Linked DNA regions of Homo sapiens: region 2 is linked to region 1. The links are chromatin loops, found by intact Hi-C in ENCODE. Cell type or tissue: heart right ventricle. All regions are shown on one strand. Links, peaks and the distances in the headings refer to the core of each region. The heading gives the core; the rest is flanking DNA. Region 1 has its middle 110 kb from the start of ADGRF1. Region 2 overlaps TNFRSF21 (TNF receptor superfamily member 21).

Region 1 (2,915 bases), core at 106-2,605:
AGAGAAAAGGAGTGATTGGGGCGAGAGATCACTATTTTTTTCAACACCTACCATTTGCCAAGCACTGTGTTTAGGAGCTTAATGTAAATTACCTTGTAGGTTGGTGTATTAACACAAATGAGGGAACTGAGCCCGAGCAAGGTGAAGTAACTTGCTCAAGGTCATACAGGTAATAAGACACAAGCCTCTCTGGTCCCAAACCCCATGGTCTTTCTATTATACCACATAACTGGCTTGGGGAAACAAAGCACCAGGACAGTAGTTCTCCAAGTGTGGTCCTCAAGCCAGCAACATCAGCATCACCTAGGAACTTGTTAGAAATTCAAATTCTCAGACCCTACCCAGACCGACCCCAGAATCAGAAATTCAGAGAGGAAGACCCAGCACTCTGTGTCTTAACAAGCCCCCTGGTGAGTCTGATGTCCACTAAAGGTTGAGAACCAGTGCATGAGGCCATTTGTACTCAAGGGTATTTGATGATGAAGGGCTCGTAAACCTCCATTTAATACTTTCCTAGCATCTCTTCTCCTTCAAACATAAAAAGCAATCATAGAGGTGCTTCCTAGGAAGGAAGGAAGGCCCTCCTGTTGCTTCCACAAATCCGTTGTCAGCAGCAGCACAGTAGCTGCTCTTATGTTCCCAGATGTTATTGCACTGATATAAGGAGTCCAACAGAACCCTGCCCCAAGGGCCTGTGAGTAACAGCATGTACATTCTACACTCCCCTGGAGAATAGAGAGCCCAGGAGGGCTACAAAGAAACTTCCTGTCCCTTTGTACTTATAAAAATGTAGAAGAAGTGGGGAGTGGCTTCAGAGCTCAAGAGAGGATTCTCACCATCCTTAATAAAGGAAATCCAGCAAAAGAGGCCCCTGACAGAACAGATTACCCCTAGGGAAGCATGAATCCATCACTCACTCTTGCATTTTTTAACAATATTAACATCTGAAACTTTGTTTAAAAGAGCAGGGAAGCAGTGTGGTGGGCAGGGAAAATCATGAAAAAGAGATGCAGTCCATGGGGTGCCTAGAGGGAGTAGGAGATGGTGTTGCCGGTCAGCCCATCAGGGTCTGTGGGCTGTAGGGACTTGTTAAAGAACCACAAGACACCACCTTTTTTCACAGCTGATAAAGCTTCCTCCCTTCTATTCACTGCTCCCCTTCAACTATTACCCTCACCTGCCAGGGCCCCAGACAAGTTCAAGTTTTCCCTAAAGCATCCAACTCAAGACAAATGACCCACTTTACTGTGCCCTGAGAGAGCCTGGAATTGGGGAATTACAGTGCAGGTCACACTGCCATTTTGTAATTTGCTCTAGACATGTGTCAAATTTCAACTTGCTGCCAAGACAGAGCCCAGATCTGAGGGTATGCTGGCAAAACTAACCACACAAACTTTACTTTGGATCCAAATCCTCAAGCAGAATTATGCTGACCTTTGAATGTTCAAACAGTGTTAAGTTTAGAGAGTCGGTAGAGGAAAGCGTTAGGTTAAGCAGGAACCAAAAGCCATCAATCACTTTGGTCAACCACGATGAAAAAAAGAGGAAAAAATTCGATTATACCCATGGGAATTGTCCTCACTTCTCTAGTCACTGCAGAGTCAGGCCAGCATGTGAAATCTCAGTCCCCTCTTTATTTATTTGCTAACAAAAGGAAGAGTGAGAAGAAAAATATATTTGCTTTTCACTAAGCAAACATCACAGGTGGGTGTTGGTTGTTTCTCTTTCTTTTCTTGGAGAACAGTTTTTTGGGATTTTTTTTTTTTCTTTTTGAACAGATGCTGGTTACGAGAAACAGCCTGGATTCTAAATGAGTATTTTTCTATAACAAGGCTGGTATAACAATGCACTATTTGTGAATTATACTGCTATGATTACCTGAAGAATGGAAGTGGGGATTTAGGCTGATGTTAAAAAGCAAGCTGAATTATTTAGTGGACTTAATCATACAGCTGCCTCTGCTTGCCCTTAAAAACTAGGTCGCCAGCCTCTTGCAGAAGAAGAAAATTAACACTGAGTTTAAACGAATCCCATCAACATGAATCAAACTCGACTTTCCCCAATCAGTGAGACCAGAGGCACTGCTCTATGTTTAGCCGTTTCACCAGCCCACAGCCACAAAAGCGGCCCCTTCCCGCTGTGTCTATGCCCTCCTCATTGCCAAACTAAAGACCTTGCTCTCAAATATGAACTGCAGACTCATACATGTATATAAACATTTGCCACTTTGTTTCAATCTCCCAGCACTTTTCAACACCATTCTTATGATTGGGAAATTCTTCACTATACACACCAGACATACTCTCATGGACTCCCTTGAAGGAAGGGCCTGCCATGTGTGACTTAGATATTGTCATCAGAGCCACCTCCTTTGGAAGCCAGTGGCATGAAGAAGCAGATACCACACTGATTCCATTTCAGCAAGGATGTTAGCAGCCGGGTCCAGTTTCCTGAGGCAGCAGTGAGGGGGAGTTCTAGCAGCAGTGTCTAGTGTCCTGGGACTGAGAGAAGGGCAAGTTCTGTGCCCATCCTTACCCCCCAGACCAGATCTCCTATCCAATTTTAGGTGTTTCTGACTACATAGCCTCTAATCCCACCTCACCAGTCTTGATGGACACTGTAAATTGTTCATTTTCAATGGGTAACACTGTAAGTTACCCATTTTCAAGTCAATTCTTTTTTAGCCTAAGCTGATCCAAACTGAATTCTGTTGCTTGCAACCAAGAATCCTAACTTGTACAGCATGTATCAACTCATTCAATCCCCAGAACAACCCTATTTAGCAGAGCTAACCTCATTCCACAGATGGGTTTTTTGTTTGTTGTTTGTTTGTTTTTGTATTGGAGATGGACTTTTGCTCTTTTCATCCAGGCTGGAGTGCAATGGTGCAATCTTGGTTCATTGCAACCTCTGCC
Region 2 (2,915 bases), core at 268-2,767, 100 kb after region 1:
CAAGATCTTTACAAAGCACTTACAAAGCTTGGAGACTGTATAGGACTTGCCCAAGGTCACATAGTGAGTGGCAAAAGCAAAATTCAAACCCAATTCAGAGAGACAAAGTCAAATTCTTGAATTTGTCAGTTCCTTCTAGTAGTTCCTGGAGATTCAAAGTTCAATATCTAGCACGTGACATGAACTGGGATATTAAAACCTTATTTCTATACCTTAAATATTACAGAACAGTTAAGGGTTTCTAAAAAGCTTGCTACTGAGCAAAACAAGGATGTAAGTAAAACAGACGTTCTTTGCAGAGTCAAAGATTTGAGAAGCCCTTAATATGAAAAAGCAGGTGGGGCTTCCTAGGCAGAAACCAAATGTGAAAGTTTCAGGAAAGAAGACCAAAATATAGTCTTGAAAAAAAACTAGTCTGATTTTTTTAAGTGACTTTCAAATGGACAAATATATATCTGCTCTAGCTTTCTATGTATTTTTTTGGCAGGTTGAGTACTTCTTCACCCTGATGCTTATAATTCCTCATGCACACTTCTATTATAACATTTGCTTATCCCACTGAATTATAATTATTTGCACACGTGTCTCCATCACCACAAGTGAGTTATTGAAAGGCATTGACCACTTTTCTTCTTTATCCAGTACCAGGCTCACAGCTGGTGTTTGACAAAAGGTTGTCAACTAACTGAATGAAACTTTGGACTATGATAATAAATAGAACAGCCTGAAATGTCATTAAAAATCTAAAGCCTATTTATAAACATTGCTCCTTTGTGCGCAATGACAACTTTAAACACAAGCATCACTAAATGTTCCTGGTTCTATGTGTGTCAGCAATCCCTTTATAATGTCCTCTTCTCCTCACCACCCCAGAAGTTCCCCAGAGCCTGCAGTCACACCCCATGAATTAAGTAACTTGACCTTAAATAACCCTCCATGCTGCAGTAACACAGCAGAGGGCAGCTGCTAGATACATGCAAGTTTAGCTGTTACCTTAGGTCCTCAGGTCTTAGGACAAGATCCCTAATTTCTAAGAGATGACAAATTGGAAAATTAATGACAAAGACTAATTTGAATAGCCAAAAAGTCAACAGTTAATGTACAGCTGGTATTTGCTTCAACTCGTCCTCACTGTATTAAATTTCTGAAAATAGCTGGTCTCAGTCAGACCCGTAGATAAGGACAGCTGCATCCTGCAGCTGGTAAGCAAAAAATCAGTAACTGTAGTTCCCTCTGCAGCAGAGGCAGGAGTGCTGCTCTCACCAAAATAGAAGGCCCAGTACTTCTCTAGCTGTTGGGATTCTCTGAGTTGATTACACAGAGCAAAGCCATCCAGGATCCAACACAGAGTCTACTATAGTAGAGAGAGAGAGAGTGCCTAAGTGCACAAATGCTCTGTTCCTGAGACATAGGTCCCCTATGTGGTTCTGGAAAGGACTAAAATATCCTAACAAAGAATAATTAATTCTATTATATAGAAATCAACAACAACCACCACAAAACATTGGCGGTGGGTCCACTGGTTGTGAAATTATAGTGTAGTTTTAATCTGCTTAATCTTATGGAAGGAGAGATAAGAAGTAGAGCATTGATTCTCCACTCCGCTTCCTGGTTAACATCAGTCCTTTACATTTGTGAATCTCTGATCAAAGCAGACAGCTAAAGTAACAATTTATATTATTTTAAATTGTTGTGGTTGTTTTTAATACCATCATTTTTTAAGTATCTATAAAATTTCTTTTTCCACCCCTTTCTCTCATGAAGCAATGAAGGGATGCTGAAACTCTAACCACAGATATAATACTTCTGAACCTAGCTGCAAAGCATCACTTTAATATCTCACTCTAGTATGGCCCCCAGTAATTTGATTATCAAAATTAATTTTGATAACCACTCAGAGTGTGAAGGGCAGGTTCTGTAATTCCCATTTTAAATGGAAAAATCTCAGAGTTAGAGAAATTGTTTGCCCAGGGTTTCCTAAGGAGAAGAAACAGACTCCTTTCCTCCCACCCTAGCCAAGGCGCAGGGAAAGAGTGCACTGGTTAAGTCTCTCTGCACATACAAAGGCTCTAAAATAAAAGGGGGGAGTGAAAAAAAAACATAGAAAACCAAATCATAAGGAAAACCAGAAATTCACTTGCTCAATTTTGTTTCTCTGACAGCTATTGAGGAAGCAGACCATTATCTCCCTTGCTAGAGAAAACATTCCAGCCAGCCTAGGAACATGTGCTCAGGCAGTAAGCAACACATAGCTACAGTTAGCTGGGATTTCCAGCTCTGGGGCACTGAACCCAGATAGCACTTCCTGCTCGGCCACCTGCTTTCAGCAGTCCTGGAATTGGGTGAACATCCCCACCCAACACTAAGTGACCCTCAGTATTCAGCATCTAAAAGACCCATTATGTGTATGAGTTTTAGCTAGTTAGGAACATTCTTCCATCTCTCTTGCCTCCAGAGCCTGGAAATAATTGCAACTATTAATAGTCAACATCTGACAAATGCTTACAGTGGGTCACACTCACCTCATTCTCAGAGTAACCCATAGGACAGGCACGCATGTTGTTCCTATTGTCTCATGAAGAAACTGAGGCAGAGAGGCCAAGTAATTTACTCAGGGTCCCTAAAATGACTATGTTGCCAGGACAGGGATTTAACCCGGCACACGTCTCCATACTGATGTTCTAATCGGAGCCTTACTGGCTGGTTAGATGGCGATCCAGCACATTCCTCCTCCCAACCTCTTGGATTTACTCCTTCAGATTATATAAGTATGTGTAAACTTCTTCCTTCCATCCAACTGTAAGCTTCCTTGATGGCATTGACTTTGTCTTACTCATCTTTGCATTGCCCAAAGTGCCTGTTATAATACTGTGCACAAAATGTGTTATGTCATATAGATTTAAAAATAAAATCAC

What was found. Peaks named below come from ENCODE experiments on the same cell type or tissue, not always from the same donor. Only the 100,000 strongest peaks of a DNase experiment are listed, where the experiment ranks them.
Region 2: it touches region 1 in a loop (3-fold over the local background); 9 of 110 quality-filtered maps call a loop at or near these places.

The regions. Positions count from the first base shown.
Region 1 is chr6:47,145,918-47,148,832 of GRCh38, forward strand. No RefSeq gene overlaps it. Among named protein-coding and RNA genes, the nearest start is that of ADGRF1, 110 kb to the left of the region's middle. In heart right ventricle, for the core only: no CTCF peak of the experiment used is centred there; no DNase peak of the experiment used is centred there; H3K27ac peaks cover 830 bases.
Region 2 is chr6:47,246,401-47,249,315 of GRCh38, forward strand. All of the region lies in intron 4 of TNFRSF21 (TNF receptor superfamily member 21), which reads right to left. Among named protein-coding and RNA genes, the nearest start is that of TNFRSF21, 62 kb to the right of the region's middle. In heart right ventricle, for the core only: no CTCF peak of the experiment used is centred there; DNase peaks (open chromatin) are centred at 924 and 1,232; H3K27ac peaks cover 2,500 bases.